3 separate regions of the Homo sapiens genome follow, and all the other regions are linked to region 3. A link is a contact called in ENCODE Hi-C or POLR2A ChIA-PET data. All regions are on one chromosome and are shown on one strand. Each heading gives the region's core, a stretch centred on a gene start or an enhancer-like site at or near the end of the contact. The rest is flanking DNA. Distances are from core to core; before and after follow the strand shown. Region 1 has its middle 110 kb from the start of LINC02659. Region 2 overlaps LINC00841 (long intergenic non-protein coding RNA 841). Region 3 holds the start of CXCL12 (C-X-C motif chemokine ligand 12).

What was found. Hi-C counts contacts between places; a loop is a spot of excess contacts on that map. ChIA-PET counts read pairs that join two places held with the same protein, here RNA polymerase II (POLR2A). Pooled maps may share reads with other maps.
Region 1: a pooled map shows a loop between it and region 3 (2.4-fold over the local background). The contact joins the enhancer-like site here to the promoter of CXCL12 in region 3. A Hi-C loop is called at or near these places in 2 of 168 maps with a recorded cell type or tissue (CD8-positive, alpha-beta T cell and heart right ventricle), 1 of 37 single-sample maps with no recorded cell type and 1 of 50 pooled maps. POLR2A ChIA-PET finds 5 or more read pairs at or near these places in 1 of 52 experiments (activated CD4-positive, alpha-beta T cell).
Region 2: a loop to region 3 is called in a map of Right ventricle myocardium inferior, with 2.2 times the contacts of the local background. The contact joins the enhancer-like site here to the promoter of CXCL12 in region 3. A Hi-C loop is called at or near these places in 1 of 168 maps with a recorded cell type or tissue (Right ventricle myocardium inferior) and 6 of 50 pooled maps.

What each region holds. Positions count from the first base shown.
Region 1 is chr10:44,015,112-44,019,814 of GRCh38, forward strand. No RefSeq gene overlaps it. Among named protein-coding and RNA genes, the nearest start is that of LINC02659, 110 kb to the left of the region's middle. RefSeq lists an enhancer at 80-579. Within about 2 kb of position 2,165, at least 2 of the 41 ENCODE cell types and tissues checked have a DNase peak (open chromatin) inside an H3K27ac peak, as active enhancers do.
Region 2 is chr10:43,958,545-43,963,062 of GRCh38, forward strand. The region is part of intron 4 of LINC00841 (long intergenic non-protein coding RNA 841); the gene reads left to right. Among named protein-coding and RNA genes, the nearest start is that of LINC02659, 48 kb to the left of the region's middle. Within about 2 kb of position 3,052, at least 6 of the 41 ENCODE cell types and tissues checked have a DNase peak (open chromatin) inside an H3K27ac peak, as active enhancers do.
Region 3 is chr10:44,383,497-44,387,869 of GRCh38, forward strand. CXCL12 (C-X-C motif chemokine ligand 12) reads right to left here and starts at 1,601. Exons shown (of 3, transcript NM_199168.4): 1 at 1,449-1,601. The coding sequence starts at 1,509. RefSeq lists enhancers at 1-544, 545-1,236 and a silencer at 3,130-3,339.

The sequences.
Region 1 (4,703 bases), core at 915-3,414, 370 kb before region 3:
CCGGCACCCAGGCTGTGTCCTGGGGCTCTGCGCTCTGGCCACCCTCACAGTGACTGTCCAGGTAGGGTTTAGTGGCAGGCCCAGAGAAGGAGAATGGCAAACAGAAATGCCTCCTCAGTGTCCTGTGTGCTGTCTGTCTCCCCTGCTCTGGCCCACAGTCTCCCTGGGGCCAGGAAAGCACCCGCCATGCTCATCACTGTCCAGTGCCAGATGAAGTGCCTTGTAGGACAGTCTCAGGCATCCCTACTGGCCCGACCACCACTGACCAACCACCCACAGGCGTGCCCACTGTGCCTGCCAAGAAGTGTGCACACATTATCTCATGAGCCCTCTTAAAAATCCTCTGAAGAAAACTTTGTTCTTATTTCCATTTACTAATGAGGAAACAGGCTCAGAGCAACTGAGGAAGTGGCTCCTCAGCCTCGCTGATCAGCAGAATCACCCTGAAGCTTTTGGAATACAGATTTCTGAGTTTCTTTCCAGACTTCCTAAATCAACATTTCTAGAGTCAAAATATCTGTAATTTCCAAGAGTTCACCAGGAGCTTCTGATATCAGTGGAGTTTGGGGCTAAATTAATTATCCAGCCCCCAAAGCTAGTAGGAGAGAAAGGCATGATTTACACCTGGGCGTAGCTGGCTCTAGGACCTCTGTCCTCCTGCTACAGAAACCAGGGAGTGACAGCCTCTCCTCCTGTTCTTGGAGAAGTGGAGCCTCAGGGAGCATCTGGCCATACAGCAATTAGCTGCAAGGCAGACATTAGAAGCCACATCCTTGACCCTGGTCTGTGGCATATCCCATTCTCTGGCTGCCTCAATGCGTTTATATCCCAGGCACACGGAGAATATTGGCTGCTCTGGAAGCCAGAATTTGATGGATGACTAGAATGTAATATTACAGAAATGAGTTTTAGAGGCTGGTCATTTTCAAATGAGGTAACAGGTCTGAATGTGGCACAAGTGAGCAGAAGTGTATGCAGAGCACCTGCTTTGTGGCCTGGGAGTGGCCCTGCCCACCTTCCCTTCTCAGCTTTCCCTGGGCATCGACGTGGTACCAGGGCCTCGGCTGGGGACTGGGGTTCACAGGTGAGGAGAGCACCCTAGTTTCTCTGCAGAAGTGAATGGCCCAGCCCCTCTCTGGCATACCATAGCAGGCAGTCAGGATGGCCTGCGGGAGGAGACAGGAAGTGCAGTGGATGGCATCTGAGCCTGCTGACCAGGAGTGACCAGAAGGTGCCAGCCATGCAAGAATCTCAGGGGGTAGGGGTGGGGAGTGGTGGTGCAGAAAAGCTCCTGCAGGCATGTGAGCCTGCTGCTTCCTGCATTGGAAAGGGCCAGTTTCACTGGAGCAAAGGGGGTATGAAAGAGAGAAATGTTGGATGAGACATAAAAGTCACTTGTACCCACTTTTGGAGATTTTTTTTACTGCTTGAGTGGTCAAAAACATTCTTGACTGTTTGCATTTTTTTCACTTTGTTGTTTGTTTTTGCTTCTGCCTGCCTGGTGTCCACCTCATCTTCTGGTAACAGCTCCCTAATTTTGTGCTGGAGGCCCTTTCTCCATAGGGTAGCTTTCTAGTGGGGCTGTCAACCAAGTTGTCCTAACCTGCTCCCATCTTTGCTGACCAATAAGTCAGGATGGGACCAAGCCAGGTCAATCCACTGTTCTCTCCTTGGAATTTTTGTCTGAGAGGAGAAACTGGAAGTGCGATTGCCCTGGGCTTCCGTTCGCCCCAGTAACTGCACCCCAAAGGCAGAGGCCATCATCAATTCAAGTCCTCCACATCCCTGAACTATCCTGAGTCCTGAGTCTTGTCGTTTTGGAAGTCTGGTCCTTCTATTTCTATTTTTTGAATCTCTCATAGCCTTTCAATTAAAAATGCTTTTGCTTTCATAAGCCATGGTTGTTTTCTGTTGCTAGCCACCAAAATAGAAACAAAAGCAAAAACAACCGAGAGATCCACAGGGCTAGAGAATACACTCCTAATTCTGAGAATGCTTTGGTGCAGTGGAGAAGCTTACCCCTGGAGAACTGCCTGTTGTTTGCTCTATGCTTTGGGAAATAATCTGGCAGCAGTAAAGAAATGGATAAAAATAGAGAAAACTGAAAAGTCAATGTCAGTCCATTGCAAAACCAACTTGAACTGTGACTATGTGCCAGGCCCTGAGTTAGCCACAGAGAATTCAGAAATAGAGCAGGGCCCTCCCACCCTTTACTTCCCCTTTCCCTAAAGAACTCACTTATTTTGTAGGGAATATAATTAAAGGACTACTCTCTGACTCACCCAGGCAGAGCTAGCACTGCTATGCTTAGCTTCAAAGATCTTTCTAAGTCACTTTCCTATGTAGTTAATCCCATTGTCCCATAACTTTGGTTGTGTTTATCTGCCTCCCTCAGTAGTCTCTGAGCTCCACAAAGGCAACTTTTATGTTTACTGGCTTATTCTTACCTTTTATATCCCTCATGCCTAGCTTGGAGCTTGACTCATGGGTTAACAGATGACTATTGAGTGAATGGATGAGAGGATGTATGGGACATCCAAGCTAAAAGGAAAAGGACTGGACAGGAAACTTGTAATGAATCAAGGCACAAGGCAGGCTTCCAGGTGTGGAGTAAGGTGTCGAGGCATCAGGAACAGTGTTCAGCTTCAGCGTGGCATCCTGTTCTGCCCTGGGCCATGCCTCTGCACAGCCTGGCCCTTCTCTCCTTCCTCTCCAGTTTGGATTTGTTTTCTCCAGACTTTGGATTTTGCCAAAGATATCTCTCTTCTCAGATGACCCCTAGCTTTGGGTTTCCCAAGTCTCCCCTGGAAGGCTCTGGCTTCTGTGCTCTGTGCTCGCTCTTCCTCTCAGTCCCTCCCTGCAGGCAGTGATGCCCTTCTGCTGACTTCAGCCTGGCCCAGGGTCAAGCCCGGTGGACCTGGAGACACATGATTGCCTATGTAGAAAATCTGACGGAACCTACAAAAAAGCTAGCAGAACTAATAAGTGAATTTAGTAAGATTGCAAGACAAAAATCAAATACAAAAATCAATTTTATTTTAATATGCTATAGTAACAACCCCCCAAAAACTAACATTAAAAACAGTATTATTTAGAATAGCACTAAATATGAAATACTTAGAGATAAATCTGACAAAACATGTGAAAGACCTCAACCTACACCAATAACAAAATACGTTGTTGAGAAAAATTAAATAAAACCTAAATAAGTAGAGAGCAATATGTTGTTTGTGAGTTAGAAGATGCAACGTTATTAAGATGTAATTCTCCCTGAATTAACAGAGTCAATAGGATCCCAATCAAAATGTCAGCAGACTTTTTTTAAGAGAAAAATTGTAAGTTAATTCTAAAATTCAAAAGACCTAGAGTAAAATTTAAAAGACCTATAGTAGCCAAAACAGCTTAAAAAAAAAAAAAAAAAAAAACAAAGAACAAAGTTGGAAGACCAACACTACCTGATTTAAGGACTTATTATAAAGCTACAGTAATCAAGATAGTGTAGTATAGGCATTAAGATAAACAAAAAGATCAATGGAACAAAACAAAGAGTCAAGAAGTAAACATAGTTATATGGGATATTGATTTGCAAGAAAAATGCAGAAGCATTTCAGTGGAGAAAGGATAAGTCTTTTCAACAAAAGACTGTAACAATGGACACATCCATGCAAAATAAAATGAACTTTTAACTTATGTCTTGTATCATATACAAAAGCTTAACTCAAATGGATCATAGACTTAAATGTGAAATCAAAAGCTATAAATCTTCTAGTAGAAAACGGAGGAGAAAATCTTCATGCTCTTGAGTAAGGCAAAGATTTTTTCAAGATACTATACCAAAAGCTCAATCTATAAAATAAAAATGAAATGGGTACATTGAACTCATTAAATTAAAACTTCTGCTCTTCATTGTTGATGGAATGAAGACAGACCACAATCTGGGAGAAAATATTTGCAAATAAAATATCCAAAAAAAGACTTAATATCCTAAATAGGTAAAGAGCTCTCAAAACTCAATAATAAGGAAAAACAACTAAATGTGCAAAAGATGTGAACAGACATCTCACCACAGAAGGCATAAATATGCAAATAAGCACATGGAAATATGCTCAGCTTTTCAGGAAAATGTAAATGAAACCCACAAAGATACCACTACACAGCTATTTGAGTGACTAAAATGAAAAAGACAGCATACCAAGTGTTGACAGGAATGTGGAGAAACTGGAACTCTTCTACACATTGGAAAATGGTTTGCTAGGCTCCTAAAAAAGTTAAATATATGCCTGTAACATAATCCATCCGTTCCACTCCTGTATATTTATCTAACATAAATGAAAGCATATATCCATACAAAGATTTATACATCAATGTTCACAGCAGCTTTATTTGTAGTAGCCCAAACTGGAAACAATCTAAATGCCCACTGGTAGATTAACGGATAAACAATCTGTGGTATATACATACAATGGATTATGACTTGGCAACAAGAGTGAACTATACTGAGTAAAATAAGCCAGACCAAAAAAAAAAAAAAAAGCGCACACTGTATGATCCATTGACTTGCATTCAGCATCCCCTATCAATCTATGTGCTATGCTCCCCTGTGACAAATCTCCTGTGGACAGTGATAACAGTCAAAGTAAATTTTCAGTTCCTGGACTCAATTACATTTCTTTGGTGCCTCTGAGAAATTCTGTTGAAATATT
Region 2 (4,518 bases), core at 1,802-4,301, 420 kb before region 3:
GTGTGCACAGTCACCTGCTTACTGCAGGGACAGAGAGGTGGGGAAGGGTAGACCCTGACTTCAACCTCCCCACAGTGCAAAGAAGCAGATGCCCAGAAAATGTTTACACATCCAGATCTGGGATCCAGAAAAGGGAGCAGTCAGCCACATCACCCTTCACCTGAATTTTGCCGTAGCATTACTGTTGATTCCACGCCTATAATGTACCCTTTGCTAGTCCACCCTCCATGTTATCTCAAGAGTGAGTTCTCTAAAAGCACAAAGCTTAAATTCAACCTGACTTTCCATTAAAAGTGGACAGGACTGTTCAGAATCTGCTCCCTCCTCCCTGTACTCTGATGTTCTTCACCTTCCCCTATGACCTCTGTCCCTGCCTGCAGCTCCAGGAATCTGGAATTGTCCTGGCTGTGGGCACTGCTGACTGCCCACCCTGTACTGCTCTCCTGCTCTCTCCTCATGTCCCATTACCCCCTGCCCAGCTCTTGGGAGGAAGGCGGCTTGTCCTCCTTCTCTGCACGCAGCATCCCCTGCGTAATTGACCTGGGGTGGAGAGTCAGGCTGAAGCGAAGATGACTTCCTTTCTGTCTCACTGGTGTGGATAAGAGAGCTTGTAGCGTGTTGCTGTTGGCTGCCCTGAGACAGACCACTGGGGCCACAGCCCTGGGATGAAGCTGAGGGTGAGGACAGTGAAACACATGAGGAGAAGGCAGCTGGGTCCCTGGTGGAGGCATTAAGATGCTGAATGGCACCTCACCTGGAGGCTGACTTGGACTCGAGTTACACACACTTAGCAATGGTTTTTGTTACTAGCAGCCCAAATTCAATAGATGTTGTTCATGCCTCCAATGCCTGTGCACACTCTGTTTAGACACAGGGTGAACACGTGTCCCACATGGCTGGGGACAGCACTGGTTTATGCCTATTGTTTGATTATCATTGGTAACCGCATCCCCTTTCCCTCTCCAGTGTTCCAAATCTGGACAATGGAGTAGGTGTTTCTGCTGCTGGAATGAGGCTGCACAGACATCTGCCTGGCACACTCCTAGCCAGAAGCCTAGAGCATCGCCTCCCTGAGGAGGCTTATCCAGCCTCTCTCTACACGTCCCTGCTTGCCTGAAGGGAATCCCGTACTCCTTTGTAACAGCCCCTGTCATGTGGACATGCTGGTACTGCATGCACTAGACTGCACTGAAATAACTTATATTTATTTTTATTAGATTGTGAGCTCAAGGGGAGGAACCACATGGCCACGTGTGCTCAATAGATGATTGTTAAAGACATAAATAAATCATTCAAGATATATCATTTTCATATAGTAGGTAGGGCCCTCTGAGCCACAAGGTGGCCATGTAATAATTTACAGGGGACAGAGCCTGACAGAGCCTTGGGCTCCTCCTCCAAGGTCATGGGCACTCACTGACCAGCCAAAAGCCGTCAGTGGAGGAATCTTCTGACCCTCCTCGGCTCACTCAGCAGCCTGCAGGGTCTGCCCTCAAGAACCTGGCACGGTGCTCTGGGCTCCATCTGGCCGGGGAGCTGGCAGCAGGACAACACCAACGATACCCCTAAAGGCCCCCAGCTGCTTGGCTGAGGATTTTGTGATGCCTGAGCTGGGTAAGGGCTGTCCCCTACTTCTAGAAGCCAAGGGTCATTTCAATGGACAGGGCCCCAGGGTCCCCACTTCCCATCTCAAAATGAAATGCCCCTTTATTCTTAAGCAGACATCAGGCGTCCTAGAACTGAACTCCATTTGTTATTTCTTTGTTGCTCTTTGTCCTCGTGCACAGGCCTGGGGGCTTCCTTGAATAGTTTCTCTATTGGAAAGACCTGAGTAAAGGGAGGTTGCATGGCTGTAGGTCTTCATTCTGTGTCTCCAGAGAAGGTTCCGTGCAGCCATGTGCTGCCTTCCCTCCTGGGCTGCCCTGGAAAACTTAGTTTATCAGATAGTCCCACCATCCTAGAACAGAGAGGGCAGAGGGGACCCCAGCAAAGGAGATGGCTCCTTAACAAAGAATGTGGGCATCTAGACAAGGAGAGTCAAAAAGAGTCCCCAACATCCTCCTAAAGCCAGCACCACCAATGAGAGTGACACAACCATTGGTGCTGAGAAGCACAGCTTGTGGCCCATGGCGGGGCAGCTCAGCACCCGGAGAGGCCTCCTGCCCTGCCTGCACTGTCCATGGGTCCCATATGGTCCTGGATTCTGAAAGCCCAGAAAGGCAGGAGCTGGAGATTTTGCAGAGATCTGTCAGAAGTAAAATACACCTATCAGAATAAACGCCTAGCATCATAACATGTATTCGGGAAGTTTTCTAGCATCATCTCTGCACTCCCACCTGCTGTCTCCAAACACAGATGGTCCTGGGCCCTCAGCATCACTGACTTGGACTTCTCAACCTCTGTGTATTTGCCCATCTATTTCTATCCGGCAAAACCGTACCAAAACTTTTAAACCCAGTTGAAATAACTTCTCCTACAAAGCCTGCCGTCTACGAGCTTCCAAAGTGGAAGAAATTGGGATTTATTTTTACTCCTAAAAACATTGGACCTCCTTGACTACAGATGTTAGGATCCTAGAGCAACCATGTGAGTGTGTGTATGTGCGCATATGTGTGTGTGCAAGCCCTAGCGACTGTCTGAGATCCCTTGGGGGGAGGCACTGTTTTGTCCAGATTCCCAGAAGTTTCTCTGTTTTGTGGTCCATGCTCTGAAACATTGAATGAGTTGATCACTTGCCTGAGGACTGGAAGGAGACTGCTGGTTTCAGGCAGATGAACTTGAAAATTATGAAGAATGATCTTTTTTCTCTTCTGGTTTGGCAAATAACTTTAATTCTCTAATGGAGAGCTTTAATTGGAACCTTGATTCTATATTCAGAGGTAATGGGCTTTACCAAAAATGGATTGGAGCAGTTCATAAATTTTTCCCAAAATGTTAACATACTACGGGGCCGATAGGGGTTGTTTAGCTTGGCAAAAAAAACTAGCATTAAAGATTAAAATAACAACTTCCTGGATTCCTGTGCAGGCTGCTAACTTGTCCTGGTGTCCTTGGGCCCTGAGTGGACAGTCGTGACATCATCAGTAATGACCATAAATCAGCAAGAATCCCAACCTCTTCATAGTTCTCTTGCAAGAAGTTTGAGGGAACAAACAGGCAGAGTGGGTGTCAAGGAATAATGACTGATAACAGCTAACTTCCTGAGTGCCCATGCCACCCACATCTCCTGTGAGGGCTGTGCCTCGGTGACCTCTGTAACCTCCTTCCAGCCTGCGAGTGGCTGGGTGCCTTCCCCAGGTCGTGTGGCTGAGAACATGTGACTGTACTGGATTTGAGAGTCCAGGTCCCTAACTGCTTTGCTGCACCTTCTCAATTAGAAATAACCTGCAGAGGTTCCAGAACAGAGAGCTTGGCTGAGGCAGAGAGGCGTACTCTGAAGGTTCGGATCTCGTGTTCTTCACTCCAGGCCAGGGACCATCGTGCCCCAGACACAGTGAGGCTGGGCTCTGGAATAGGTCTAGACTGGGTCTGGATCCAGCTCTGTGGAGGGACAGGGTACCTCTGGGCTTGTTGTTCATGCCCTCAATGCGTTGGTGTCTTCATCTGTAGAATGGGGTCTTTATGACATTTAAGGGAGACACTTCATGTGCAGGGCTCAGCACGAAATCTGGGCTTGCGGCGAGACGGAAAAGGAGAATGGGGAGGAGGAGGAAAGGCAATCGTGGCTGCGGGTGTTGGCAGGGCAGGGGGCAGAGTCTGTCTGTCCTCTTGAAATTGCTCCCATTTCTGTGGTCCTAAGAATGTTCAAAGAAAGAAAAATAAGTATTTGCAGACAGGCCCTCAGGAATCTGCTCCCCATGACTTTCTAGTGGCTGCCCTGTCTTTCAGCGCCTTTGGAGCCTGGTGCCCAATTGCTGCTTCTCCTTCACTCTTCCCCTTCTGCCCGCCCTTGCCATCTCTGGGATTGTGGGCTGGCCACTCAGCTGGGTGCCAGGGCTGGTGCTTGGGTTTGTGTGGGGGCCCCAGCACCAGTACTGCACAAATGCAGCCGGGCAACAAGTACTCTGTCCCCTCTCCTGCAGCTCCGCTGAGTGTTATACCCCAGCCCAGGACCATCAGAGGGTGGGACCCTCTGGACCACTCCCTTAAGAGTGACCTGCTGGCTATGGGACATCGGGGCCAGGCCTACCTTCCCGCAAAGTCACAGGGATGTTTCCCACAACTGAGAGGGTTTGGAGCTCTTCCACCCAGCAATCCCTTTGACCTGGAAACCAGGGGGAGAGATTTATGGATCTCCAAGTTAATGAAGCTCAAACACCAGCTGCCTGGGCTTCAGTGGAAGGCATGGCCCTTCGTTCACTTTCTCCATAGCTCTGCCGCTTTCACAGCCAGAGCCAAGATGACCAAATTCCTTACATAACCACAACACTAATTCATCATGTGTGTTTATAATAATGAACACACTTCAAGGCCATTGACAGAAAGCAGCCTCCTGATGGTTGAGTCTCCCTGGTCATG
Region 3 (4,373 bases), core at 351-2,850:
GTGACACCTCCGCGCTCATCCCACCAATCAGTCAATAACTGCCCAAACCAGAGACCTTACAGGAACAGAAGAATATCCAGCAATAAAAACTAGAAACATGCCCCATGACTTGCGGGGGGGGGGGGGGGTCAGTGTGCAGACACAGCCTCAGGGACTTTTCATCAACGACGAACATTCCCAATTGCCTTCAGTCTGTGTCCTTAACACTTAGGCAGTCCGCCACGACCCCAGGCTGCCCAGCTTCTCCAGCCCGACTCAGCTGCGCTGGTCCTGCTCACACCAGCGCACAGTCCAAGCCAGCTAGGACGCCGGGGCCACGTCTGCACCAACCCAGCCAAGGGCTCGAGGCGCGCTGGGCCTGCACAGCCCGCGGCTGCAAGAGCACTCAGAGTGTCCTTCAACTCTTTGCAGGAAACTTCACAGCCAAGGAAGCTCAGCGGCCTGAGCCACAGGGTTTTGTTTTGTGTGTTCAGAGGCAACAGTTTATTTTGGTTTGCATCGGTGTCCTGTGACAGCGCAGCGAGTTTCTCTTCAGCGAAAGAAAAGAAAAAAGCCCTCTCCCAGTGAAACGGGACACCACGGTTCCCAGTGGCCCAGGGCCTTGGAGATTGAACTTTGCTGCAGCTCTCATTCTGGGGCAAAGCGCTTGGCCAGCTGGTGACAAAAGAGCCTGTCTGCAGGTGTGTTTGGGGAGCTGGGGAGGGGGCGTGTGAGGCTCGGAGGGTCCCTGGGCCTCTCTCAGGTGAACCCGAGAAGAGACAGGAAGACAGCGGCTGGACGCGCGCCCAGGTCCGCGTCGCTGCGGACCGCGGAGCTGTGCAGAAGCGCGGCCTGGCGGGTGGCACAAGCCCGACAGCTGCGCCGCGCAGCCCGCCCGCGCCTGGCCAAGAGCCCCGCGAGGGTGTGGGGAGAGGATCGGCTTCGCAGGGAGCGGAGGCTGCGCGGCTGCATCGGACCTCACAGCCTCAAGTCGCGGCATGAGGCGAACTTTGCAAAGCGCGCTCTCGCCATGCACCGCCCGACCTCCAGCACTGTGCGCAGCAGGACCTCGGAGCCCATTCGCCTGTGGAAACCGAGCCCGCAGCGGGAAGGCAGTGGGTGGAGGGTGGGCAGGCAGGGGTCTGGGGTCCGCGGCTCCCCACCCTCGCGCCTTCCCGCGCCAGTCCCGAACGCTCTCTTGGGGCGTTCCTGCCCAGTTGTCCCGGCTGACCTCGCTCTGCAGCCAGCTTGAGGTCAGGCGGTCGCTCTCTGCAGGTCACAAACCCTCGGCGCAAAAGTAGGGCTTTGAACGCGACACCGCACCAGAGCGCCCAGCTAAGCGAGCTGCCTCCACCCCCACTGTGTCGGGCGGCGCAAACTGCGGGCGCAGGCAGAGGAGCCGCGGCTCTGCGCCGGGCGGGAGCCGAAGCCCAGAGCCTCGCCAGGGCCTCCCCGCCGAGCGCACTTACCGTCGCTGAGGCAGAGCGCGGTCAGCACGAGGACCAGCACGACCACGACCTTGGCGTTCATGGCGCGGGCGGGCGGGCGGGCGGGCGGACGAGCGCGGGTCGGGGGCCGGACGCCGAGCGGGCAATGCGGCTGACGGAGAGTGAAAGTGCGGCGGTGGGAGGCGCGCGCCGGGCGCTTTAGAGGGGAGAGCCAGGCGGGGCGGGGCGGGGCGCGCGGTGAGGGGCGGGCCCGGAGCCGAGTGCTGGCCGTGGCCGGGGTCTCTGACGCGCGACTCCCTCGGCGGCACCCCCCACCCATCCCCTTCGCCCCTCCTCCGCTCCCTCTGTGCTCCCGAGGCGCAGTGCGCTCCGGCCTTTGACCTTCTCAGGCTCCGCTGGGCCCCGCACCGCTGGCCCGGTCTGCAGTGAGGTCCGCAGCCTGAGCGACGCCGGCTGGAGGGCCGCTTATTGTCCCTGTGACAGGGCCCCACTGGAGAGACTGAGGACCTTAGGCGTAAAGTGGGGCGCGCGTGGAAAGCTGCGGGACGGGGCCTTTCGATGGCGGGAACTGAATGAGAACCAATGAAAAGCAAACAAGTTAGTCCCGGGCGGAGGGCCTGCTGGCGGTGGCGGCCCAAGGCAGCCGAGGGGGTCCTGCTTTCTGTGCGTGGGGGCTCAAGCTCGCCACCTGCCCGGCTTGCGGCGCAGCCGCCGGCAGAGCTCGATCTGCGGGAATGAGACCCGTCTTTGCAGTCAGCGTGGCTCGGACTCCAAGCCCACGGCGCCACCAGCCGAGCCTCAGTTTCCTCGCCTGTACAAACAAAGCAGAAGGCGCCGGCGGCTCTCAGTAAAAGCGAATGTAGCCTTTGTACTTCCGACCTCTCAATGGTGAAATGAGCTAATCACAGGCCCACCCCGCGGAGTGGGACGGGAGATTCAATGAGACCCGCCCCACGCCGCGAAATTCTCTGCATCGTGTCTGACAAGCAGACAGTACTCAATAAATGGTAGCTGTAAGTAAGTCCTTTAAACCTAAGTACTTACTGCCTTACCCAAGAAAAGCTCCGTGCGACCCAAAGAGCTGAGAACTCCCCCACCCCGACCTCCGACTCCTAGGACAGTACTACTGGCGTCTGCCTTCTGGGTCCAGAAAACTCTTCCCACGGAGCCGTCCCTCGGCGGTGCTTAGCCCTCCGGATACCCCCGAGACATCCCAGATGGCCCCAGTCCGGTGGCGAAGGGAGGGTGCAGGTCGGCACCCAGGAGACGTGGGGGTGAGGAGAGCGCCCCTTTGGGCCTCGCTTTGTGACCGCAGGCTGCCCCAGCCACCTCTCTGTGTCCTTCCCAGCACAGCGTCCAGCGAAGTGGGGTCAGTCGCCGCGTCCATCCAGGGGCCTGCCCTGGGGACACGTCCCTGTCCCTGGGGAGTCCTGGCCGTCGGGGAGTGGGCGGTCAGCGGCTGCATTAGGCGGGAGCGGTCAACAGGAGGCTGCGAGGGCTCCGGAACTCCGCTGGTGGGAGTAGGTGTCTTCTGTGCATTTTTTTTCCAAAACCACTTTGGCCGTTAGATGGCTGTGGGCCGGCACTCCATCCATCCATCCATCCATCCATCCACCCACCCACCCACCCACCCACCCACCCTGGGCACTGGGCTTGGAGCCGGGAACCCCACTGACTTGGCCCTGCTCTTAAAGAACTGAAGGCAGTGAGGTCCAGTGAAGAAGGCAGCCGTCGGGCGTCCCCAGGCCTTTGCTGGGCTGGGCCGGGGAGCCTGGCCGCTCACCGGCCGCAGCGCTGGGGCTCCGGCGCCCTCTGGTGGCGGCGCCTCCCTCCCCGCTCCCAGAGCTCTGGCCAGCTCCATTCCTGCGCAGCTGATGAAACCCGGGAGGGCGAAGGGGTCCGCGGGAAATCTACACCCGGGTGGAGGGGCGCCCTGGAGCTCGGAGATCCGACCCTGCGGGAGCCGCGCGCAGCCTCGCTTGCCCTTAAATCTGGCCAAAGCAAACGCCATCGCCTCTCGCTTCTTCTTCTTCTTTTTTTCTTTGCCACAAAATCAGGTGGGCAGCTGGACCTAGGATCTGTCCCAGAAGCCTGAAAGGCCCGCGTGGGCTGAGTCGAGGGCGAACCAGGGATTCAGGCCTGGCCGCTGCCCCTCCCGCAGGCGCCCTGAGGCCCCAGAACAGAAGCTACTGTGGCACCCATGGGGCCATCCCTTCCGCTAGTCGTTCGTTAAATACTTACTGAGCACCCACTATGTGCTAGACCTGGGCTACATGTTTGAAGTAGTTTAGAAAAGGCACTAAACGTTTAGAAGCACATGGCGCTAAGCATAAGTAATTACGCATAAAATACTTAGAAGGCCATTAAATGCTAGGGGAAGATGGAGCAGAGGAAAGTGGGGTGGGAGTTAGGATTTTAAATAGGGTGGCCAAGGATCCATATTTTAGGTACAAGCCTCACAATTTTACAATTGGCGATTGAAATTTAAAACCCTGGCCGGGCACGGTGGCTCATGCCTGTAATCCCAGCACTTTGGAAGGCCGAGGCGGGCGGATCACGAGGTCAGGAGTTCGAGACCATCCTGGCTAACACGGTGAAACCCCGTCTCTACTAAAAATACAAAAAAATTAGCCGGCCGTGGTGGCGGGCGCCTGTAGTCCCAGCTACTCGGGAGGCTGAGGCAGGAAAATGGCGTGAACCCGGGAGGCGGAGCTTGCAGTGAGCCGAGATGGCGCCACTGCACTCCAGCCTGGGTGACAAAGCGAGACTCCGTCTCAAAAATAAATAAATAAACAAATATGTAAATAAATAAATAAATATGTAAATATGTAAATAAAATAAAATAAAACCCTGTACACTCTGGGGGCCTCCGCACCGCCTGCACAGGCAGGCGGCCATCAGACCAGGCCATTTTGACATGTCTCCAGCTCACTCGGCCACAGGGGT